5 separate regions of the Mus musculus genome follow, and all the other regions are linked to region 1. A link is a loop called in an ENCODE intact Hi-C map of the cell type or tissue named here. Cell type or tissue: heart. All regions are shown on one strand. Region 1 overlaps Bcr (BCR activator of RhoGEF and GTPase). Region 2 has its middle 32 kb from the start of Gnaz. Region 3 holds the start of Gm40692 (a long non-coding RNA gene). Region 4 has its middle 45 kb from the start of Gnaz. Region 5 holds the start of Bcr (BCR activator of RhoGEF and GTPase).

What was found. A loop is a pair of places that touch in the nucleus more often than their neighbours do. Peaks named below come from ENCODE experiments on the same cell type or tissue, not always from the same donor. Only the 100,000 strongest peaks of a DNase experiment are listed, where the experiment ranks them.
Region 2: it touches region 1 in a loop (5-fold over the local background); 38 of 42 quality-filtered maps call a loop at or near these places.
Region 3: a loop joins it to region 1, with 8 times the contacts of the local background. A loop is called at or near these places in 2 of 42 quality-filtered maps.
Region 4: a loop joins it to region 1, with 6 times the contacts of the local background. A loop is called at or near these places in 32 of 42 quality-filtered maps.
Region 5: a loop joins it to region 1, with 7 times the contacts of the local background. A loop is called at or near these places in 40 of 42 quality-filtered maps.

Annotation. Positions count from the first base shown.
Region 1 is chr10:75,148,681-75,153,680 of GRCm38, reverse strand. The region is part of intron 8 of Bcr (BCR activator of RhoGEF and GTPase); the gene reads right to left. Among named protein-coding and RNA genes, the nearest start is that of Specc1l, 61 kb to the left of the region's middle. In heart, a CTCF peak has its summit at 2,151 (motif pointing right); a DNase peak (open chromatin) is centred at 2,260; H3K27ac peaks cover 280 bases; H3K27me3 peaks cover 1,672 bases.
Region 2 is chr10:74,932,286-74,937,285 of GRCm38, reverse strand. No RefSeq gene overlaps it. Among named protein-coding and RNA genes, the nearest start is that of Gnaz, 32 kb to the left of the region's middle. In heart, CTCF peaks have their summits at 111 (motif pointing left) and 2,075 (motif pointing left); no DNase peak of the experiment used is centred here; H3K27me3 peaks cover 320 bases.
Region 3 is chr10:75,018,614-75,023,613 of GRCm38, reverse strand. All of the region lies in intron 4 of Rsph14 (radial spoke head homolog 14 (Chlamydomonas)), which reads left to right. Gm40692 (a long non-coding RNA gene) reads right to left here and starts at 413. Exons shown (of 4, transcript XR_003948909.1): 1 at 308-413. In heart, a CTCF peak has its summit at 2,279 (motif pointing right); no DNase peak of the experiment used is centred here; H3K27me3 peaks cover 501 bases.
Region 4 is chr10:74,920,018-74,925,017 of GRCm38, reverse strand. No RefSeq gene overlaps it. Among named protein-coding and RNA genes, the nearest start is that of Gnaz, 45 kb to the left of the region's middle. In heart, CTCF peaks have their summits at 1,983 and 3,936 (motif pointing right); no DNase peak of the experiment used is centred here; H3K27me3 peaks cover 2,133 bases.
Region 5 is chr10:75,057,579-75,062,578 of GRCm38, reverse strand. It overlaps Bcr (BCR activator of RhoGEF and GTPase), which reads right to left and starts at 1,683. Exons shown (of 23, transcript NM_001081412.2): 1 at 269-1,683. The coding sequence starts at 1,553. In heart, a CTCF peak has its summit at 3,037; DNase peaks (open chromatin) are centred at 288, 788, 2,008 and 2,998; H3K4me3 peaks cover 2,995 bases; H3K27ac peaks cover 2,155 bases; H3K27me3 peaks cover 1,110 bases.

The sequences.
Region 1 (5,000 bases):
CCAGAAGAGGGCATCAGATCTCATTACGGATGGTTGTGAACCACCATGTGGTTGCTAAGATTTGAACTCAGGGCCTTCGGAAGAGCAGTCAGTGCTCTTAACCGCTGAGCCAGCTCTCCAGCCCCCCCCCTATCTATCTATCTATCTATCTATCTATCTATCTATCTATCTATCTATCTTTTTTCTTTTCTTTCTTTCTTTCTTTTTTTTTTTTTTTTTTTTTTTGGTTTTTCGAGACAGGATTTCTCTGTATAGCCCTGGCTGTCCTGGAACTCACTTTGTAGATCAGGTTGGCCTCGAACTCAGAAATCGGCCTGCCTCTGCCTCCTGAGTGCTGGGATTAAAGGCATGCACCACCACACCCGGCTCTCTCTTTCTTTTTTTAAAAAAGATTTTTTATTATTATAAATAAGTACACTGTAGCTGTCTTCAGACACACCAGAAGAGGGCATCAGATCTCATTTTGGGTGGTTGTGAGCCACCATGTGGTTGCTGGGATTTGAACTCAGGACCCCCGGAAGAGCAGTCAGTGCTCTAACCTGCTGAGCCATCTCACCAGCCCATATTAACTTTCTAAAATGTTCTGTTTATCTTATTTGCTTGCCAATAGATGCGGCTGCTGGCATCTCTTTTGTCCAGCCAATTATTCCAAGCTCTTCCTAGATGCTTGGTCCATAGAAGAGCACCAGAGGATGGGGCAGAGATGGACAACATTTTGGGGTGACCACTGCCTCCTGAGGCGTTGGCCTGAGATCAGCCACACAGAAGGGGTACTCCTGTTAAGGGACTGTTCCTAGGCACACACAGTACTCCAGGAACTGACTGGGCAGCCTTTCAGTAAGTAGTGAGAAGGTGGACCCAGGAATTCTTTGAGAAGAGGCAGTGCTGAGGGCATGGGCTGAGTCTAATGCAGAAGGCTTCAAGAAGATGTGGGCCTATGTCTGGACCTCACCTCTGACCCCTACCCAGACAGACACCTGTTGCCTAAGTACAAAGCCAACAGAACAGGTAGGCAGCACAGGATGTGTGACATGGGTGGGCAGGGCCTAGGACAAGGATAAGAATATGAAGAGTGTCTCCCTGCAGGTCCTGAGCCTTCTCTACCTCAACAGCCCGTCTGAGAGCCATGGGTCAGTCCACCTCACGTGTACAGCCCAAGACGTGGCTAAGCAGGCACAATAAGGTAAGTCATCAGTGTATTAAAACAACATTCAGACATCTCACATGCCACGCAGAAGACAGAGGTAGGATGAGGTACTGCTACTGTGAGCCACCCCCATGCCCAATTCAAAGATAAGCAAATGGCCCCAGAAAGGCCATCCCAAGGCAGCACTGCATACAGCAGCATGCTCATTGACCTCAGGAGCTCACAGGCCCACAGAAGCACCTGGCTTCAGGAAGGCTTTCTAGAGGCTGTTTGCTCTCCATGCTGCCTGGGAAGGATCTGTAGGGCAGATGTTGACAACGAAGCACACGAAAGCCTGTTGCCTACCCCAGCCTGAGGTGTAGCTGCACCCCGCGGCCCCCAGGGAGCAGGATGTTCCCTGCCCTCATCACAGTGGACTGGGGCTGTGCGGTGCGCCCAGTGATTCCTCTGTGCCTGTCGCTATAAATCCTACTTCTCACACTCTGGTGCAGTCTGGACAGGGCCCCAGCCATTCCCTGGCATGGAGAGATGGGGACATGTCACCAATACAGGCAGCTCAATTCATCATGGCTGCCTGATTGTTTGCACAAGACAGCCAAGTATTTCCTACAGACGGGTGTCCATGTGGAAGGACAGGAAGATGACCAGCATGCTAAGACCATGACTCCCTCCCTCTCTCACACACACACCTCCACAGGGTGGAAGGCTTTCTGGGTGAGAGTAGCTACAAGATTCAAGAAACCGTATCCGTGCATTTGTCTTTGGGGGCTGCGATCCTAGCCTTTAACGGCTGAGCTATCTCCCCAGCGCAACACTATACACATGTAGAAATGTGTGAGGCTGGAGGGCAGATTCTAGAGACTGGGTATCTAGATTTTTAGGTCAGTGGTAGAAATACAGGAGGGTACTAGGGCAGTAATATCTGCCCAGGAATGACTGTGTGGCAGCTTCCTCAGTAAGGACACAGAAGTGGGTCTCCAGACCACCAGGTGGCAGTCTTTTCTCTATACAAAGTAACTGAACTTTTTGTAATAACCAGCAGAGGGAATCCTAAGATCAGCCTAGAAGCTGTGGGTCAGTAATGTTCAGAGGAGAGTCCCCTGGCACTGAATGCTCTCTCAATGGCATGCCAGCTTAAGAGGTTCTAAGAGGCAGACTTAGCTTGGTCCTGGCAAGTACTTTTGATATCTCAACTGTTACTAAATCCTTCTCTCCAGCTTTGTCACGGGCCCCTAAGTACTTCCCAGCTAGCTCTGCTACCCTGGCCCTCAGTCTGCGAAAGCTATTCCAGGAGTGTGCAAGTTACTGACTGTGAGAAGGAACGTGGGCTCTTGCTTCTGAACCCCAGGGCATGGGCAGTTCCATCCCAACAGGACATCCAGCAGCCAGGGAGGAAGGCCATGCAGCCTTGTGACAGCAGGTGGGGACTCAAACATTAACAACAGCCCATCCAGGAAGGGAGGCTGGGAATCAGAATGGAGGGGTCAGAGGGTGAAGGGGAGACAGGGAAGTCCTCAGTCCTATAGGATGGGGACTGTCTCAGGCACGGAGGACCAAGTCTTAAGGGTTTTGCCTTGCTTTATGGTCAAGATCCCTGATTTTGGGAAATATTCCTCCTCCATAGCTCAGGAGGTCAGCCGGGCCAGGCTGAATGCTGCTCTGAGCCTACCTAGCTGGATCTACCGTGCGGGGAGCGGCTAACATGGTCTCACTTCTATTGTCCTCTATCTCTTTCCTCCTGGGAAACAGCTGCCTTGTCCCTCTGACCATTAACTAAGAAGCCTCCCCCACTTCTGAGTCACCATCACCTGTGCGGCCTCCTCCGTCCCCTCCCTGGGACCCTGGCTCCTGTGTCGACTCTGGTCAGTCAGGTCTGGCTGGGCCAGCTCACATGGCATCAATGGGCAGTTCAGGCTCAGTCTCTGTGTGCCCAGGAGACACCTGACTCAGAAGTGCTCATCAGCCTGGTAGGCCCAGAAGCACAGGGTACTCAGCCATGGCTTCCTGTCCAGCCTGCTTTCTCCGGGGCACATAGGAAAGGTCAAGGCTAAGCCACCTCTGCTAGCAGCCTCAACAGTGTGCTAAAAACTAATCAGGCCAGCCAGTTAGTTAGCCAGCTGTTGACGCAGAGTCTCATCCAGTACAGCCTCCCACCCCACCCCTGTCCCAATAAAGAGCTAAAGGACAGACAGATAGCCCAGGACCTTGCTGGACCTAGATCTAGAGTTGTAATTCAGAGGGACTGGTTGGCTGAAATGGCCAGAGTGTGCATGAGAGAAGAGGGAGAGACCCAGTGATGTGTGCATGCTCCTGTGAGTGACAGAGACTGTCTGTTTGTGTGCTGGCATTCCTTCTAGGCTCCACCCCAGTTACCAGGCAACAGCCAGGTATGCCTGACTCACTATAAAAGGGGCTGCTTGCCCCCTCCTCACTCTCTTTTCTTGCTCTTTTCCCCCCTCCATCCCTTCTCTCCCATTTCCCTCCCTCCTCCTCCACATACTCACTGCCGGCCTCTACTCCCCCCCCCCCACCCCCCACTGCCCCATCAACTCCTCTCCCCATGCTACAAATAAACTCTATTCTACACTATACTGCCTGTCATACTTCAGGGGAAGGAATGCCTCAGCAGAAGGACCCCCTTCCTCCTCACCATACTGCACCTCCACCAAACGTTCCCATTCTTCTTTTTCTTCTTTATAGAACACAACAATATGGGTCCTGCTTTCTCTGTGTGCTGTGTTGGCAGGAGACCCTATGCAGGTGTCTGTGTCCCCATAGTGCAGGGCAGAGCAATGGATGACAATCTCTGTGTGTTTTTATGTGAAGGGAGGGGGTACTCCCTAGGTGTTCCTCTATGTTCACGTAGGAATTACTAGCGACAAGGGACACCACTGCCTGCCACTTAAGCAGTGATGTTGCTGGGCACCCTGGGAGTGAGGGGCGACCCGGGATTCCCTCCTGCCCATCCAGGGCCTCCCACTCTGTAGACGTAACGTACACACCCTCTCTCTCCTTGCTGCACCATGGTTACTTCATCTCAGCCTCGGTTTCTGTCAGGCTGGGTGGCTGGGGCAGGGGCTGAACTGTAACTCAATGACAAAGGGCTCACCTGGGACAAACAAGGCCCTGGGTTCCAAGTTAGTGCCACAGACAGAAGAAGTAAAGTGAAGAGGGAAAGGCCTGCTTGGTGGCATTTTTTGTGGTGGAGTGGGTAAGAGTAAATGAAACAACATACCATAGGACCTCACAGGGCTACTGGGCACCATTTGCTGGGGCTTTCATGGTACTGAGGACTGAGCCCAGGGCTCTTGTGTCTTCTGATATTGGGGTACACTTACAGTTCTGGTTCTTCTGCTTGGGCTGTGGGCTCTGTGTCCCAGTTCACGACAGCAAGCAAGCACTGCTTACCACTCAGGGCTGGTGGGTTGGGGGGGGTGTCTCACCCTTCCTTCTCTCACCTCTGCTCACCACCCGCTCCTTCATACCTCTTGCAAATTGGTTTGACTTTTCAACAACTCTGTGTGTGTGTGCATGTGTGTGTGTATGTGTGTGTGTGTACTTGTAGCTGTAACAGAGTCTAGGGTTTCAAGCATGATAGGCAAGTGCTCTATATATAGATATACAGACCTATATAGATCTATAGATCAGTATACATATAGATAGCTATACAGGTCTATAGATCTATATATCCTTAGTCCCCCAACTCTTTTCAAGCATTAGCAGGAACGCCTAGTGTTCTTCTCTACCTAAGCTCCTCTGCCTCTTGCCCTCAGCCTTCGCTGGCACTATTCCTCTGGCTTCCTTCCTTCTTAAAGCACCTTCGGAACCCACTGCCCGCCTCCCTCCACAAGGG
Region 2 (5,000 bases), 220 kb after region 1:
ACACACTGCAGCCCTGTTCATGGCAGTCATGAAAACAGGCACTCCCAGGCAGCACATGGCAGTACTGGGGCATGGTAGGTGCACACACAGTCATGCCTGTGCCACCAAGTGGTGGCTCTAAGGAACAGCATGTGTATGTTGGTTGCACTGGGACTTTGGCCAATGTGCAAACAGGCTTGCTTTTAGCTACTCCATAGAGACCCTGGGAAATAGTGTGTGAGAACTGGCACACCCAGGCCTCATATGTTGGTGCAGGATGTAGCAAGTATGTGGATGGTTTTGCCTCTGCTTCCACAATGCAGCATTGGGACGCAGTATGTGTGCCTCGTGCATGGGCACCTGTGCCACAGGTACTGGCACTGGGATACAACACAGGTGTGAACAGATGTGACTGTGCCAACACATGGTGGCACTGAGACTTGGCTGACTTACAGATGGGCCCACCCATACCACCGTGTATTGATGCCAGGACACTACAGGTGTGGAAACAGGTGTGTCAGTGCTGCCAGGAGGTGGCATCAGGACATGACAGGTGTGAGTAGGTGTGCCCATGCTGCACCGCATGATGTCCTTGGTCAGGGCATGTGCGCAAGCAGGAGTGCCCACACAGCCACCTGGCACCTCTAGGTCATAGCATGCCAGAGATCAGGCACATGCACACTAATAAGTGATGGCACCAGGACATGGCATGTGTATGGACATGTGTGCCCAAGCTGCCATATGATTGATCTAGGCCATGCCACATGTGTCACCAGGCATACACATTCTGACAGGAGATTACTCTGGGGCATGGCATATGTGTGAACATGGATGCCCACAACATCATGTGACAATGCTGGGATATCACATATGTGCACATGTATTGCCTGTGCCATCCCACAATGGTGCTGGCACATGGCACACATGTGAACACACATTCCATGCCATTGTTGGATGGCATGGGCATGTAGATGCAAGTCCTATGTTGCCATGTGAAATGCATGGTAATACATGTGACCATGCTATCATGTGGTAGTTCTAGAATATATCATGCATAGGAGCAGGCGTACCCACACCAACATATGTCAGTGCTAGAACATAACACACGTGGGAGCAGGTGCCCCCATGCCAATGTGTCAGCACTTGGATATGACATATGTCAGAGCAAGCATGCTTACACATCACATGGTCATGATAGGGTACAGGGACACTTGTCATGTGGCATTGCTTTAACATGGTAAGTATTGGAACAGGCATACACATAACAACATATGACTGAGCTGGGACATGGCGTATGTGGGAACAGCTGTGCACATGCAACATGTGTTGGCATTGGGACATGGTACACATGGGAATTGTGTACCCACCCAGTCTATGGCAGCACTGGGACATGGTAGACATGGAAGCAAGCATGCCCATGATCATGTGGCAGCACTGGGACATGGTAGACAAGGGAACAGACATGTGCACACTGCTAAGTGGTAGTGCTGGAACACAGCAGGGGTCCATACCTCCATGTTTTGGTATTGAGTAAGTGGCACATGAGTGAACAAGCAAACCTAGACTGTCACATATTGACATACATCTGCATGTATGTGAGCTGGCAAGCCGAGGCTGCCATGTCTTGGTTCTGGAACATGGCAGGTGTGCAAACCTGGTGGCACTGGGATAAAACAGGTGTGCGAACAGGAATGCCTGAGCTTCTGCATTGTGAGGCTGGGACATGGGACATGTGTGAACACACCACCAGGTGCCTGGTCTGGGCACAGCAGGTGTACAAACAGATGAGTCAGGGCCCAGCACACAGCAGCTGTAGGACACTGGAGGCACACTCAAAAGTGAGCTCTGTCCTATGGCAGGTGTACTGTGGGCATGAGCAGGCATGCCTGCACCACCAGGTAGCAGTGATAGGACCCATCAGGTGCAGAGACAGGTGAGCCCATGCCTCCATGTGGTGGCTCTGGGACATAGCAGGCTTGTAAACAGGCATGCACAAGGTAGTACGGGGGCACTGCAGGTGCCCAAACAAGTATGCCTGTATTGCCAGATAGTTTGGGACACACAGGAGTACCAACAGGTAGTCTAGCGCCACCACGTGGAATTCAACGGATGCATGAACAGCTTTGCCCACGCCACCACATTTTGGCACTGGAGCACAGTAGCTGTGTGAACAAACACGTTTGCAAAGCCAGGTGGCCACACTGGGATACAACAGGAGCACACAAGTGTGCCTGCACTGCCACATGGTGGTACTGGACCACAGCAGATGTGAACAAGCATGCACAAACTGCCACAAAGGTGCAAGCAGGCAATGCTGGGACATGATAAGCGAGTGACTGGCCATGCCTGTGCCACCACATGGCATGGCTGGGATAGGACAGCCACACAAACAGCCGTTTGTGGCGTTGCTGAGACACAGCAAGCATGCAAACATATGAGCTTGTGCTGCTGTGCTGGCAGCACTGTGACACAGTAGCTGTGAACAGGTGTGTCTGGGCCACCCGGAAGTAGTGATAGAGGTACGGCAGGTGTGCAAACAGGCAAGCCAGTGGCACTGGGTGGTGGCACTGGGACACAGTGGGCACACACTCGGACATACTTGCGCCACCGTGTGGCACAGACCTGACACACCCACGCACCACATGGTGGACGTGCACACAGACCTGTGCCACCACGTGCTGGCACTAGGGCCTCTTCAGGTTCCCAGACGTGTTCTGTGACATTGCATGGTGGCTGTGGATTTGGCCCTTGTGTAAACAGTTAATATACACGCCACCACATGTCACCACTGGGATAGGGGATGTATGTAAACAGGCATGTACCTACCACATGGTTGGATATGGCAGAAAACCAAACACATCCGTCCCTGTGGCCATGAGGCAGTGCTGTGACATAGCATATGCAAATAAGCATGTCTGTGCCGCTACAAAGCAGTGACAGGACATGGCAAGCGTACAAACAAGCACACATGTGCTGCCAGGTTCTGGGACACACACTTGTACACATGTGTACAAATGTACTCGTGCTACCAAATGGCAGCACTGGACAGGGTAGGCAGGTAAACAGATATGCCTGTTCCATGACATGCCATCTCTGGGATATGGCAGACATGTGATGGCACGCATGCGAAGATGTATGCCTGTGCCCCACTTGGAATGATGAGAGATGGCCGGCATGCTCGCACCACCAGGCAGCACTGCTGAAACACAGCAGACACGTAAGCAAACCTGTTCACACCATCACACATTGGTACTTGGATTTTGACAGGCATGAGCAGGACCACTTGTGCTACCATTGTGGCAGTCCTGCTGTATGACAGGTCAGGTATGCAAGCAGGCGTTCTCATGCTGTGACCAGGCACAGACACAGCAGGCTGGCCAACGGGCATGGCTGCATTACAACATGGCATTGCTGGGGCACAGAAGGAACGTGAATGGAAACGCTTGCTCCACAGTGTAGAATGCTGCCACACAGCAGGCGTCTGTGTTTGTGATGCTAAACAGTATTTCTTGGACAGAGTAGTCAGGCAAACAGCCACGTACTGGCACTGGAACATGGCTGTTGCACGAACAGGTTGTGCAAGCATGTTGCACGAACATGCTGCCATCTGGAGGATCCGTCTGGGACATAGCAGTTGTGCAAACGGGCATGACCATGTGATGCTGCGGGAATGTGGTAGGTGTGTGATCAGACATGCCGTGCCACTTCTTTGTGGTGATGGGATATGGCAGACATGTGAAGAAAGCAGGCTCACGTCGTCACACGGCAGTGATGTTATAGGGCCAGCACACATGGGTTGTGGATGCCACCACATAGCAATACTGGGTTACAACATGCATGCAAACAGAGGAGCTCAGGCTGCCATGTCGTAGTCCCAGGATGTGGCAGATGTGTGAACAGGTATGCCTAGGATACCAGGTGGCCGTGCTGCAACACGACGGGTGTGCAAACAGGTATACCCAGGTCAGGTATTGTATTCCTGGGATTCAGCAGGAATGCAGACACCTTTGTCCACACTTCCACATTTTTTGAGGCTGGGACATGGCGTGGATGTGAACAGACATGCCTACTGTGGCAGGTGCCAGAGCTAGTACGTGTGCAAACAGGTGTGTCAGCTGTGCTTCTTGGTGGTGCTGGGGGATTCCACAGGTGTGAAGAGGTGTGCTGTACACCACACGGTGGCCCTAGAACTCAGTAGATGTTTGAATAGGCCCTGTCTATGCAGCCCTGTGTGTCAGTGCTGTGACACAGCTATTTTATAAACAGGCATGTTGAACCACCACGTGGCGCTGTTGGGAGAAATCATGGGTGTAAACAGTTCTAAGGCTGCCAGGTGAAGACACTGTGATATGGCGGGTTTGGCAGTGACGGGACATGCAGTCATGTAAACAGGTTTGTCCGTGTTACCACGCAGCAGCACAGAACATGGCAGATGTCTTATTGTTGGGACACAGCAGACATGCAAACAGGAACCCACTGCCACCACTGCTCATCACTGGGACATGACAGGTGAGGAAAGAGCCACGCCCACATTGACACATTGCATAACTTGGACAAGGCTGGTGTGCAAGCAGGCACACCCGTGCAGGCATGTGGCAGTGCTGGACCTTGGTATGTGTGAGAACAGGCATCCACGTCACCATGTCTTGACACTGGGACCCAGGAAGTACGTGAACAGGTGTACCATGATACCATGTGGTGGCGCCTGTATGTCATATTGGGCATGCCCACATCAGAATGTGGTGGTGCTCAGACATGGTAGACATGAACAGATATTCTTGTGCCACTCTGTGGGACATGACAGACACACGGACAGTCATCCCCATGATATGGTGATGTGGTGTGGTGGGTGAGGTTATGGCAAGCAGACACGCATGTACCACATGTGAAGAAGACATCTCTGGTTTCTTTGGAGACTCAGTTGTGCCATCTGATGTTTTTCCAGAACCTGTCTTATGAGAGGATGTTTTGTTGAAGCAGACACGTGAGAGGTTGTTTTGCTGAAAACAGACACTTGGTGT
Region 3 (5,000 bases), 130 kb after region 1:
GCTTGCTGGCCCATGGGCTTCTGAGTAATTCTGGTTCCCCCATTTTTGCCTTAGGAATACTTAGATTACAGATTCTTGCTACTGCATTCGCTTTTTGAAAAAACATGATTCCAGAGATAAAATTTAGGTGACGAGGATTGTGTGGCAAGTGCTTTTACCTTGTAGAGCCACCTCACTGGCCCTAATATTACAACTTTGAGAGACGTATACACGTTGAATCAAATGCCATTCACATGTTTCCATGCTAGCTCTTTCCACTTCCAGGCTGCACAGGGAAAGAGTAGTGGACATTTCTGCACAGACTTACCTGGTACACAAGAGGGATTCCCCTAGAGTCTGCCGGTGAAGGTGATGTTGGCCTCACGTCTTGGTTAGGGCTTTACTGCTGTGAAGAGATACCATGACCAAAGCAACTCTTGTAAAGGACAACATTTAATTAGGGCTGGCTTACAGGTTCACAGGTTTAGTCCATTTTCATCATGGTAGGAACATGGCAGCGTCCAGGCAGGCATGGAGCTGGAGAAGGAGGTGAACGTTCTGTATCTTGATCCTAAGACAGCAGGAGACTGTTTTCTATAGGTGTGTGTGTGGGGGGGGGGGGGGCTCTGTTCCGCCCTGGACTGAGCTTGAGCCTAGGACCTCAAACCCCACCCCCACACTGACTCACTTCCTCCAACAAGGCCACACCCACTCAAACCAAGCCACACCTCCTAATGGTGCCACTTTGCACGGGCCAAGCATATTCAAGCCACCACACCTCAGATGCACACCTGCTTCACTGTTGCAGGCTATCAGAACTGCTTCCTAGCCTGCCCTTCCCCAGCTAGCGCCATCCTGTCAGCTAACCCAATGGTATGCTCTGGAAGCTCACTGTTGTATGGTGTTGTCCACGGGCACGACCAGTGAGAACGAATCAGCATTACCCCTGGCTCCTCTCTGTCCAGTGCCTCTGGGGGAGCTGGGACCCACTTTGCCAGTACATTCCTTTTCTACTCAACTGCCAACTTGATGAGCTCTAGAATCACCTGGATTCTAGGATCTAGAAGATGGGCTCTGGGCATGCGTGTGAGGGACTATCTTGGGTACGTTCTTTGGGGCCGGAAGACCCACTCACTGTGTGTGGTATCAAGCCCTAGGCTGCTGAGCTGGGATCCAGACGAGAAAGAGAAAGTGTGCTTGGATTATACGTATTGTTTACTCCCTGCTCTCTGTGAGCATGAACGCGGCAAATGCCTCAAGCCCCTTCTGCCGAGCCTTCCCTATAACGAACGACTCTGGGGTCCGTGACCAAATAAACCCTTCCGTCCCGAGACAGCTTTTTGTTTTGTTTTGTTTTTTGTTTTGTTTTGTTTTTAATGAGATAGGTAAGCGTCTCCTTATTTATTCAGTTGGCCCTAAAGTTCTTCACTTGGAAGTTGGTCTCACCAGCTTTGCCTTTGTGTTTCCCCCCTGAGGTAGGGATCGCTAGAGAAGACAGTCCCACTTATCCTGAGCTCCTGAAGACGTTCTGCCGTGTCTCCTAGGAAACAGCCTTACTTTTCCTGAGCAGCTGGCGAAGGTTGTACCCACAATAGAGCTTTGCCCATCTTCCTTCTAGACCTTGCTGCCAATCAATACTACCAGGGTTCTGAAAAGTGTCCTGGGTTCTCCCGGATGCTCCCCATCTTCCTGTAGAACTCAAACGACACAGGGAGTCTGCTGGGCTGACAAGCCCAACCGACACAAGCCTTTCTGAAGACCTCAGTGTGAGCCATTTGCCTTGATGGGTGCTGATCACTGCGGGTGAGGTCCCCAGAAGGCAGGCCAGGGAAGCCTGGTGGAGAGATTGGCATCAGGGGCTTGGGTAATGATGGGTAAGTTGTCAGAGGAAGGGAGGCAGTGTGGTCCGTGCCTGGGGAGGTGCATGCACCTTGGGACCACTCGGGTGCTGTCTGTGGCTTTTGGGTTCAGTGGTGTGGCTGTACCTCACAGTGTCCTAGCTGGGCTTTGGATGGGGCGTGGATTTCTTCTTCAAACGTCCCTCTTATCAGTATGTGACGTTGGGCAGTTGCTAGTTGGTGGGAACCTGACTTGCTAGCTTGCAGCATATATTATGGGGCTTCCTTGTCAATGGCAGCATTTAGAAGTTCTTTGTTTTGTTAATTGCATCTCCCATGGCATTGCCTCCGGACTACCTTGAGTGTAGTTAATATTGTTTAACTGGTGGATGTACTCGGCAAAGGTCTTTCCTTCTGAATCCTTGCCGCTACCAAGGTCTGAGTTGTTCCCAGAATAACCAGCAGGGGGTGCAGCAGGACTAGGGCCTGGGCCCGTCTCATGCCCTAAGGGGTTGTTGCCCTATTAAGCGAGGAGAAACCAAAACAGAATAGGTAAATGCCACAGAGGGGCTGCTGGGCCACGTTCCCTAGAAACTAGTGGCCTTGATTGCCCACCCAGGATCCTCTTCTGTGTCAGGCACTGGCTGGGTATTTGGGTGAGTTTGGGCCTGGTCCATTTTCATGTAACTCCCTCCGGTTGTGCCAGGCTCTCAGACCCTGGCCTAGATGTAGTGGTGGTAGTATAACTTACCGCAGTGATCTGGCTCCAATGTGGGATGCCCGGACTTGGGTCAAGGCCCTGACTGATCAGACGTAATCACAAACCATTCCCCAGCTTTGCAGCATCTTTCTATCCCAGTGCGGGGCCTGGGTACCACAAGAAGATGTCTTGAATGTGGTTTTGAACCTGGCCAGCTTGAGATGCTGCAGAGAGCTGCCCTGGAGTCATACTGTCTGGGCTTGACTGGGGTCTGGGCAGCTGTTGTCACAGGGGGATGAACCTGCTGGGACTGGTCGTTCCCTGAAGTGATGGACTGATGGAGAAACTTTCCCTTCAATGGACAGCTTAGCCCCAGGCAGGCGACATACTCCTGCATCTGACGCTATACCTATGTCTGTTGCTGGATATTTAATCACACTGTGGACCCCAAGATTGTGAACTGGAAAATCCTCATGGTGTGGTTCAACCCAGAGCACACACCTTCAACCCAAGAGCTTTCTGTTGACTGTAAATAGGTAGTGGTGTGGCTCAGCCCTAGCACAAACCTTTCATCCAAGAGCTTTCTGTAAGCAAGAGCTAAATAAAGTTAACAACAGGTCAAGAGGCTGAGCAAGTTGACAACCGGCCAACCGGTTAACAGGGAGTGGAATAAGTAAACCCAGAGAAGAGAAAGGAGGGTCTTAGGAGTTGAAGGATATTTAAGACAGGGAGGAGGAGGGGGAGGAGGAGAAGGAGGAGGAGGGGGGGGAGGAGGAGGAGGAGGAGGAGGAGGGGGAGGAGGAGGAGGAGGAGAAGAGGAGCTTTTCTTTTTCTGGGATGCCAGTGGAGTAGGAAGGTCAGCTGGGTGCTTTCTCTGCCTCTCTGAGCTAGCAGGCTTTCATCCCAGCATCTGGCTCCCGAGTCTTCACTGGCAAAATTGAATGGCAGGAATTCTTGTTTTGAAAATGGCATGTGTCCTTAGCCCGACAGCCCAAGTTGCTCCTATCCCTGACCTTTAAGATAATGCCTGACAACAAGGATCTATTTATTTCCCTGTTATCAGAGTTTCTGGGTACCCCCTTTCTCTCCACTCTTACCCCCTTCCCCCGGCACCTCCAGTGGGATAGAGCCTTTTCCTGTCCATCCCTATCAGGACTGACCAGGGTCCCAGAACTTACCCTCACTGTTTCTCTTAGGAGAAGCTGGCTTAATCAGCTCTTTTTCATTAGGTTTGTATGGTATCTCCGGGGTTCAAAATAGCCTATTACCAATGGAATTACCACAGGGATGGGGGCCTCTGGGAGCATACTCAAAGCTATGCTTGGCTGGCAGCTGGAGTGGGAACTATCCCCGTCCTGAGGCTCCTTGTTAGGCCTCTACTGGTGAGATGAGTCCCTCAGGGTGCCACCCAGCCGTTGGAGGCTGCTTATCCTCTTATCGTCATAGTGTAGTGTTGCTACCCCTGCCTCCCCATGACATTCGTCCCTGTGCCAGCTGGGCACACACTCTGCCCATTTGTCCTGGATGTCTAGTATTTTCTCTAGGGCCTAGACAGACTACACACAATCCTTCCTTGCTGTAGACTAGCCAAGTCATTTGCCATGCTGCTTGTCCCCGTTGGGGTCTCTGATATTTTGGGAGTGTGTGCACATAGGCAATGTGTGTGTGCGCGCGAGCGTGCATGTGTGGTGTAGGCAACAGATAACCTTAAATGTTAGTCCTTGGGCGTTGTCCACTTGGTTTTGTTTTGTTTTTGTTTTTTTGGTGTGTGTGGGGGGTCGGGGCAGGGGATTTTACTGGAATATAGGCAAGGCTGACTGGCCAGTAAGCACCATGGATTTGAACCCTTGTCAGTTTCCACCTCTCCAGCACTGGGATTTCGAACCCACACCATGATGCCCAGCTTCTCACGCCAGTGCTGGGAACCGAACCCTGATCTTCACGCTTGAGCAGCAAGCACTCTGCCTACTGAGCCAACGTCCCACGCCCTTTTGTTTCCCCTTTTGTAAAGCAAAATCAACGGTCATAGCATCTTAGGAGTGCGTTGCGGAGCACTGCTGTCGAGGGCCGCCACCATCGAGGATGCCCTGCATCAGTGACCGTACAAGCCACTGAGGAAGGTGGTGATCCCCGATGGCGATGTGTCTTGGGAGGGAGGCTAGACAGTGCCAGCAGAGCATCGGCGAGCCCCTTCGGTGGTTCCTGTCACCAGCTTCTCACTTAATTTCCTTTGGAAGACAGGTTGCCAATTTCCCTGCTAAAGCTGGACATCGGTATTTACCCTGTAGGCCTCCCCTGGGCCTCTTAGGTCAGCCTGTGCCCTTAGGAGGAAGGAGATGGGTCAGACGGTTCCTCACCGATGAATCAGTGGAAACTGCTATATTATATGAACTCGAATTAATGGAATCTGCTTATGCTGCCCTGTGAATGGGCGAGTGTAGGGAGGTGAGCTAGGGAGGGAATAAAGCATCTACACAGGCTGA
Region 4 (5,000 bases), 230 kb after region 1:
CAGGCTTCACTTGTTTGACCTTCGAAGGTTTTCCCCTTGGATGCCCAACCCTTGAGCATGCAGATGAAGCATCTTCCAACACGGCTGTCCTGGTCAATTGTACATGGCTGCACTGTCCTTGCCCCAGAGACTCTGTCCACCTTCCCAGAAGCATAAGTGCCCCTTTCTCTCTGCCATTAAACCAAACCAGTTCTCTGAAGCTGTTCCCAGGTGTGTATATTCTTTGCCTGCGCACTCACTGCTGGCCCCACGTTGCACCCTTCGCAGCTAAGCTTCCTCACCTCCAGCAATGGGGCCAGTTCTCCCAAGGGGGAGAAGTGGACTCGGGGTGGCACCCGGGCTGCATGCCATGGTGTTTGGTACGACAGACATGTGAACGGCTCTTCCTATGCTTCCACGTCGTGAGGCTGGGCCACGGCATGTAGGCCCACGCCACCAGGTGCCTGTGCTGTAACATGGCAGGTGTGCAAACAGGCAAGCCTTCACTGCCTTGTCGTGGCCCTGGGAGATGGCATATGTGCGAATAGGTGTGGCAGTGCCACTACATGGCAGCACTGGCGCTCAGCAGGACTTGAACAAGTGTGACACGTATCCATGTGGCGGCACTGGTATATAGCGGGTTAGTCAATAGTCATGCCTGTAGCACCATACCACGTAGCCTCACAGGGGCACACCAAGCACACTAACTGGCATGCCTGTACCCACCACGTGGCATTGCTTGTATATTGCAGATGAGCCAAGAGGCTCATGTCACCACCACGAGGTATCACTGTGACTCAGAATGATGTATGATCAGGTCTTCCTATCTGGCCTGTGTTGGCCCTGTGACACGACAGATGTATGAACAGGCATGCTCCCATTGCCAGATGCGGTCACAGGGATGTTGTGTGTAATTTTAAAAACACGCAGGCTGGAGAGATGACTCAGTGGTTAAGAGCACTGACTGCTCTTCCGGAGATCCTGAGTTCAAATCCCAGCAACCACATGGTGGCTCACAATGAGATCTGATGCCCTCTTCTGGTATGTCTGAAGTCAGCTACAGTGTACTTAAATAAATAAATCTTTGGGCCAGAGCGAGCGGAGCTGGAGCGAGAAGGAAAAAAATTGAAAACAAACAAACAAATAAACAAGAAAATAAACAACCCCCCCCCCCCCCGTTACCTCCTTGCTCCATGCGTGGCCCATGCTCTGATGTCTCTGGGTTCCCCATTACTTCAACTTGATCACAACTACCCCCCACCCAGGGAAATCCAGGAACTGCTGTCTGCACTCCAATCACTTCCCTTTGGCTAGCTTCGCCAAGCCACCAGCTACCGCCCCAGCTCTTCTCTTTCTCCTGCCCACCTTAGAAGAAAACCACTAGACAGCTCCATTGTTTTAAAACTAGCCAGATCGCACTGCACATTTGTTGGACTTTTATTAGCTAACCTATTTTAGCCAACTGCCTGTGGTAGAGATCACCGTTTTCAGCCACCCAAGATCTTATGTGGTTGTAGCGTGCCTCCCGTGCCAAAACCTGCCGAAAAGCCCTCTCTTTCCCTGTGTCCCTTCTCTTCCTCTTGGGACCCGGAAATCACACCTTTTCCCCTTCGCCCAAGCAGGTGGCTCTCGCCTTCTTTATTGACCAAATCAAGAGTTAATTAGGAAACCTGAATTTAGTATCAGCTCCTACCCCTACACAGGGACACAGGCCCATGTGGCAGTGCCAGAACACAGCGGGCATGAGCAGGGCACACTCACTGCCACAAGGCATAGCTAGGATATGACAGGTATGTAAAAAGGCTTGTTTACATCATGTGACATTGCTGGGAGATGACAAGGGAGAACAGGCATCAGGTGACTGTGTTGGGCTACAGCAGAAACGAACAGGTGTGCCTTTGCTGCCACCCATCAGTACTGAGACAGGACGTGGGCACAGACCGGAATGTCTGTGCTGCCAAGCCCTGGGACCTGGCAGGCACACACAGGCACTTCCACACCACCATGTGGTGGCACTGAGACATGGCAGGCATACAGAAATGTGCCCATGGTGCTATGTGTCACTGCTGGAACTCGGCAGCAATGGTGATTATACACAGGGCTTTATGAGTCACTGCATGACAGTTCTGGGACACCGCTGAGGCAGGAACAGGCATGCTCTTGCCAACAGGTGGCTGCCTCCAGACATGGAAGGCCTATAGGCAGACATGCCCGCACCATCAGATGACACTGCTGAGACACAGCAGGTATACACATAGATTTGCTTGGACCACATGGCCTTGCTGGAAAATGGCAGGTGCTTGAACAGGTGTGCCCAGGCACCTCGTGGCAGAGCTAGGAGATGGTTGGCATGTAAACAGGTGCATCTAAGTGACAGGTGCATCACTTGGACCCGGCAGACAGATAAACACACACTCATGCTTTAATGTGGCAGCACTGGGACTTGATAGACGTGTGAACAGGACTACCTGTGCCACCACGTGTTGATGCCAGGATGTGCCAAGTGCATGAACAGGCATGCTCGCACCCCTAGGTGGAGGTCCTGGTGCACAGCTGCTGTGACCACGCATGCTCAAGCCACCAGGTATCAATGTTGGGAAATGGCAGGCCTCCAAACAGGCATGTCTATCCTACATGGTGATGCTGGGGCCCCACACGCATGGACAGGCAGGGCTGCATAGCCATTAGGCAGAGCTGGGAAATGGCAAGGATAATCAGGTGAACCCTCGATGTGGCAGTGCTAACACGTGCAGACGTAGGAATAGGGTTGTCTATCATGCCGCTTGGTGGGGTAGGGACTCAGCAGGAGCAAAAGCAGCCCTGCTGGTGCTGCCACACTTGGTTCTGGGATGTGGCAGGGGCATGGACACAAGCACGTCCACGGAACCACATGATAAAGTTAGGACACAGTGGGCAGGCACACAGGTATGTGTAGCCGTCCAGAGGCTTATGGTCGAGCTGGTTTCACCTGAAAGGGGGGCTGGAAATGAAAAGGAGGTGGTGAGGGGCAGTGAGAGAAGAATGAAGCCAAGCCAAGGCTCCAAGTTTAATATTCAGCACTGCATTTGTATAGGGAAAGCCCGCAGAACCCATCCTTTGTTTTGCAAAGCCAGGCGGTCTTGTGGCAGTCTCTTCTTCTAAGTTCCTGTGGGAACTTGCACGTGCAGCCAAGGCAGATGACTCCACCAAGGTCGATAAGGTCCATTGTGGCAAGCGTTCAAGGTCTGTTCAGCCTGCTCAAGGCCGGGAAGGCTACAGTATGCCTGCGCTGCTACGGGGTGTTATGGGGGCACAGCAGGTTTGTGAACAGGCTTGTTCATACTCTCACATGAGGCCCTGGGACACAGCAGGCACGAATAGGCTTTCCCACAAGTAGGCATGCTCACGCTCCACATGGTGGCACTGGGACAAGGCACACGGACAGGCCTGGTTATGCTGCTAAGTGGTGACCCTGCTATACAGCAGGGATGACTAGATGCTCTGAAGCTTCCCAGAGAGGCTGGGATGCCGTGGGCGTGTAAACAGATATGCCCACATTGCCAGGTGCAGGCCCTGTTTCATGTCAGGTGCATGCTCAAGCTACCACATAGCAGTGCTGAGACCCGACTGGCATACAAGGAGGCATGCCCTACTTATGTAGCAGCGCTGGGACACAATAGCTGTGAATGGGTGTGGCCACGCAGACGCTTAGCAGTGCTGGGAACTGACAGGCACTCTCAGGTGTGCCCTTGCTGCTCTGGAACATTAAAAGTGCAAACATCTGCACTGCCAGACGTTGCTGCTGTGATTTAAAGCGGGCATGTGAACAGGCAGACCTACACCGCCACAGTGTGGTGCAGGACATGGGTGTACAAACAGGTAAGCACACGCCTCGTGGCCCCGCAGACACAGCAAGCACATGAATGAGTGTGCCCACACTGCCACACACTGGCAGTTCTGAGCTGTGGCGGGCATGCAGATGTGTATGCCTGTGCCACCAGGTGGCAGAGATGAGACACACTTGATGTGAGAGCTGGCGTGCCTGTGGTCCCATGGGGTGATGTTGGAAAACGGCAGGTGTGTGAACAGATGTGGCCACTCCAACACCTGGTGGCACTGGACACCACAGATGTGCAAACAGGATTACCCATGCGGCCAGTGGCCGTGGGACTGGGTCCTTGCATGTGTACAAACAGATGTATGGCAGGCAGCACCGGGACACGGCAGGTGTGCTTGCTGACCCTCACCCCTGTTTCCCTGCTGATGTAGTAGATCTGGAGTCTCTCAATGCACGTTTCTAAGGACTTTCCAGGCAGCACTTGCTCTGGATAAGAGAACATACTTAGAAAGCTGTGGTTGAGAAGCCTGGATTCACAAAACAGTTTTCCGAGGCAAGGGACAGCACTGTTGTTTATCGAACTAGTAATTCAGGCTTCCGTGTTATTGATCAGCAGGCGATTTTCACACAGTTCAAGTGTAGTTGCCACTTTCTCTAAATTTAGAAACCACAGCCACTGAAGTGACTCTGACAAGTCACTGCTGTCAGAGGAGTTTAAAGCCTGTGAAAACCTGTTCACAAGGCAGCAGCGTTTGAACTGGACAGAGCTTGTTTCTTTGGTCATATCATGTCGGATGACGTTAGCTCACCCATTTCATCTAACCAACATTGATAATTTCACGTCCTTTAATGTGAAAATGACATTATTTAAAAATTTTAAAAATGTATTCTTTTCTTATATATTACACTTAGATCACAGTTTCCCCTCCCACCTCTCCTCCAAGGCCCCCCCCCCCAACCCCATCTGCTCTTCCTCTGTTTCTCTTTGGAAAAGGGCAGACCTCCTGTGGATATCAACCAAAGATGGCATATTAAGTTGCAGTAAGACTAGGCACCTCATGCCGTATTAAGGCTGGATGGGCAACCCAGTAGGAGGAAATGAAAAATACGACACTGTTTTTTTTAACAGCTTGTAGATACAGATGGCCAAATAATGACATTTCACTTTTAGTTATATTGAATATAAGAAGGGATTATTATTGAC
Region 5 (5,000 bases), 91 kb after region 1:
GCACGTGGCCATCTCTTTCCCAATACTTCCGCAAAACCCACCTTGCTCTAGATCTAGACCCAAGAGAGCACACCACCAGCCATTCCCTTCTATTCCCCCACCCCCATCCATTCCCCTTCAGGAAGAAGGGGGTGGAGTCAGTTCAGGCGCAGGGCCAAAGAGGCACAAAAGCACTTGAAAATCACTCCAAAAAGTACCCATTTTCTCCCATGCCAATCTACTTCAAGAGTCCAGAACAGGTCCAAGTATGCCCACACAAGGCACTCACCTGCTTCCCCTTGAAAGGTGCTGTCCCCATCACTGGGCCAGATCTGCCCAGTCTTGCGGACACCCACGATGGTAGCCTCAGACACCACAACCTGGCACTGCCGGTGCCGCTTCTGGCACTGTGGCGTCGGGGGGCTGCTGCTGTCAAAGGACTGCTGCGAATTCTGCGAGGGTGAGCGGCTCTTGTCCCGGAACATGCGGTAGGTGGTGGGGCTTGGTGACACGCGGCTGGACTGGCCAGAGGAAAAGTCCTCCTCGCTGGAGGTGAGGTTCTCGTTGGAGCTGCAGTCCGGCGTGTAGCCACCTCCGCTGTCCTCGAAACTCCGAGGCGAGTAGGACCTGCGAGGCCAGGTTAGGCGTTTCTCCTGCTCTGAAGTGCTCTGGCTTCGCAGGAGAGGGCTCTTGCCCTCCCCTTCCACCATCATGCCTCCGACATAGATGCTCTGGTAGGGTTGGTACTCCAGGGGCGGCCAAGGGGGCCTGTTGCCGCCGTTGGCATTTATTAGGTTGTCCTTCAGGAAGCGGGGATTCAACTCTGCATCCTCATAGTCACCGTCAAGGCCGCAACTGCTTTCCGAGGAGCGCCCACGGTAATGGGGTCTGGGTGCTTCCCCCAGGCCCTGCCCGGCGCTCTGCTGGGACTTCTTGCGCTCCATTTGCATGGCCTGGCTGCCCAGGGAACTGATTCGGTCGGACACCTCTTTGTCGTTGACCTTCACCAGGCCGCGCTCGTGGTGGAACTCGACGTTCACGTAGAAGGGCTTCTCGGCGTCGGCAGAGCCGGGCTGGGCAGGTCCCTTGCGGATCTTCTCGAAGTTGGATCTGAGCGCCGCCACGCTGGTGGGGGGCCCTCGGTCGTCCCGGTCCGCCGATGCAGCAGCCGCTGGCCTGCGGGCGGACGCTGACCGCCCCTTACTCGGTGACCCCTCTCCGTCCGGCCGCGCCTCGGACTCCTCGACGGGCGCCGGGTCTGCGCCGTCGGCGGGCGCGGGCGGCGGGCGCGGGGCGGACGCTCGGGGCTCGGCGGCGCCGTCGGGGGGCTGCGCTGCACGGCGGAAGCCCCAGCGCTGCCGATCGTAGCTCTTCTTCTCCTTGGCCAGCAGCGTCTGCAGGTAGATCATGCGGAAGCGCTCCTGGTTCACCTCCTGCTCCAAGCGCCTAATGGAGGCCTTGCAGCGCTCCAGCTCCTGCTCGATGTCACCCACCGAGCGCAGCTCCATGCGCGGCGGCTCCGAGTCCGGGAACTGCGCCCTCCACGCCTCGGCGAAGCCCACCGAGTCCACCATGGCGCGGCCGGCTCACCTGCGCCGCCGAGCTGCGCGCCCGGAGTCCGGCTCAGCGGCGGCGCGGCGTTCTCACCGGGCCCGGGCTGGGGAGCCCGGTGGCTCCCATGGCCCCGCGGATGCGGCGGCGAACAATGCCCGCCCCCGGGGGCCGCAGGTGAGGTGGGAGGCTCGGCGGCGGCGGCTGGGGGTGGGGGGCGCGCGCGGGCGGGGGGAAGGGCGCGGGGTTGCGCACGCCGCTATTGTGTGCGGGGCTCCGCAGCGCGCGCGGCGGCGGCGGGAGCCGTCCTCCGCAGAGCAGGCCCACCGCCGGCCCACGGCCGCAGCCCCGCGGGCTCCTCGCCTCCGGTTCCCGCGCCGCCCCGCCCCGCTCCGCAGCTTTCCGGGCAGGCGCTCCGCTCGACACGGCCAGCTCTCGCCGCACTCCCGCCCCGGCCCGCACTCAGCGCTGCAGGAAGGGGAGGACCGGGGGGCGGTGGCCGCGGAGCGGCTGACGGGGCTGGGCGCGCCTCTTAAAGGGGCCGCGCCGCGGGAAGAGCGTTGGGTCCTTAAATCGGACCCGGGACGGCTGCTAACCGGTCTGATCCCCTTCTGTACACAGAGGCGCCCCAGACCGGGTGATTCGAAGCGATCCTTTCACCACGGAGACTCTCATGCCTGTTTCCTCTTTTCTGCATCCACCAACCTCGGTGCTGACCGCACCAATGAACACCCAGCAGGGCCCAAACTATTGAGAAATCAACCGGGGCAGGTCAACGGTGCAAGCCAACAGCCCGGGTGCTAGCCAGTGAACCTCTGGTGCTGGAGGTGGGTGATGAAGCTTCACAATGGCCACTCAGTTGTCACCGGACTCCTTACACTGAATGATAACTTAGGAATGTCTCCCCATCTGTTCGGTCAACGTATCTCCCTTCCTGAGTAATGACTTTTGACCTCTGGAGGCCAATGTAGTATTTTCGGGGTCTTTTTCTTTCTGTGAAAGGATCGCACACCTCCTTCTCAGCAACAGAGCTGGTGGAAGACAGGAAATCTTTAATGGCTCCCAACGAAGCTTAGGGATCTGAGGCACTTAGCAGAGATGCTCTCTGCAGGAACTCTCCAGAATACAAAATGAAACCCAGGCCAGCCTGCTGGGTGAGGTGAAAGGCAATAGGATTTGGCAGCTGAAGAACAGCTTCAATTTTGACCACTTCTCCCATCTCCGTGCCTCAGTTTCCCCGAGCTCTGAGATAAAACCAGAACACCTGCTTCCACAACTGTTATTTCCTTGGTTATAAACTGTTATCATGCTTTTCTAGAGAATTAGAGCCCAGCGCCAGCAGCCAGATCAGCAGGGCCTCCCTGACTTAGGCCGGGATTCTCTTTCCGGCCCTGGAACTCGCTTCCATCCAGCCTGTTGTCTGCACCTAGTAGGGTTCAGTTTGTGTTAACGTTGGTAGGGCTGGCGAGTCTTTGGAGCCCCGCTCAGGAACTCTGTGAGCGCTGTGCAGCTCGCTGCTGCCCTCTGTAGACATTTTTAATCTCTTGTTCCTTCCTTCCCCGCCTACCTCTTGCCCAGCAGGCAGTAAACAACGCAATTGCAGAGAAGAAATAGTTTTGCTGGTGACTTGACTTCTGAGCTTTGAAACAAAAACAAAGAGAGAGAGAGAGAGAGAGAGAGAGAGAGAGAGAGAGAGAGAGAGAGAGAGAGAGAGAGAGAGAGAGAGAGAGAGAGAGAGAGCAGGCATCCCAGAAGCACAACAGTGAAGTACTTCCTTGGTAGAATGAGCAAGTTAAAAAGCCTGATCCTCGCTGGGGGCGTGGCTCAATGGTAGAGGTCTTATTTGGTAAGACATGGATTAATCCCTAACAGTACATAAAAAGGAGAAAGACACAGACAGATAACACACACACGGGGAGGGGGGGGTGGCGGAGGGGACTGGGGCAGAGAGACACAGAGACAGGAGAGAGACAGAAGAGAGATGGAGACAGAGCACAGAGACAAACAGGGACAGTGACACACAGATACAGGGAGGAAAGAGACAGAGGAGAGAGAGAGGGAGGGGAGAGAGAACGGAGAGAAAAAAAAGCCAAAGCCGTGACCTCACAGGGTCACAATCAATACTAGCTGCCGCCCATAATGATCTGATGGGCTCATTCAATAAGTGAGCCAGGCAGGCGAGACGAGAAGAGCTCAGGCCTCTGGAACCCTATTTCCTGGCCATCTGAAAAAAGGAGACTCTTCCAAAGACTACATTCTTCTTCTTCTCCCCCCCCCCCCCTGTTGACTGGGTCCTTAAGTTCCCAGTAGGCTTGGTAGGGCCCATATAACCATTAATGTGTGGAACAGCAATTAGTACTTTGGTGGGAGAGGGTGCTGCCATTCATCCATATGATAATTTGTGCAGAGTTTTTGGTGTGTGAGGTGCTGGGAGTTGGAACCCCGGGACCTGTTAACACGCTCAGCATCCGCTTTGCCACTGAACCACACTCCTCCCTCTCCCTCTCCTGTAAATATTTTCCATGTACTCAACCGTTCATTTATTTTGAGATGAGGGCCCATACTTCTGGACTCAAGTGATCCACTTCTGGCTGCGGCCTCCTGAGCAGCTGGGACTATGTTTATGCGCCCGCATGCTAGCTTTTAATATTTTATAAATAAATAAATTTGCTTTTAAAACTCAGAAGCTGTCCGTTGGGTTTTGCAGGCTCTGTTCTCTTGACATAGCAAAGTGCTCGTTGAGTACAAGGGCACAGCCAGATAGTGGTCCCCCCCCCCCCCCCCCGTCAGACAGCCAAGGAAAGCCTTTCATCCTCAGGACCACCCTGGCTAACACTAAGCTTCTGGTTCTTTTCTGCACAGAGCCTCTCTCCTCTCCCTTCCTCTCCTTTCCTATAGCGCGTTCTCATCATCTGTCCTTCACTAGCAGGACAGGGTAAGGAGAGGCGTAAGGATCATCCATACTACAGTCTATCTCATCCTTCCAGAGTTTGTTTCTGCTAGGTCTTAACTTTGCAAGCTTTCAGATTATTTGTCAGCAAGTAGTGGACAAATTGGGATATATGTATGGCCCAGAAGAAGCACAGCCAGCAGAGATGTGTGTGTGTGTAAGAGAGAGAGAGAGAGAGAGAGAGAGAGAGAGAGAGAGAGCGAGCACAAAAGACAAACAGACTGAAAGAGAAGGCAGGCAGAGCTGGGTCAGCAGAGAATAAGGCAAAAGTTGGGGAAGGGCTAGCCTGGACAAGGTGACAGTGGGCTAGGGCCACAGCTAGGGCAGTGGGCTAGGGCTATAGCAGATGAGATAGAGAACAAGAAAGAGGCTTCAGAAAGTAGCTATTTGAGGAACAGCTAAATTAGGAGATGAGGTCGGTGTGGGGAGCAGGAGGTAAGATCATAGGTAGGCTTCTATATCCCTAAGAGACTTAGGCTTCATTTTAAAGGCAAGTCAAGTCACCAAATGGGCCTTATGC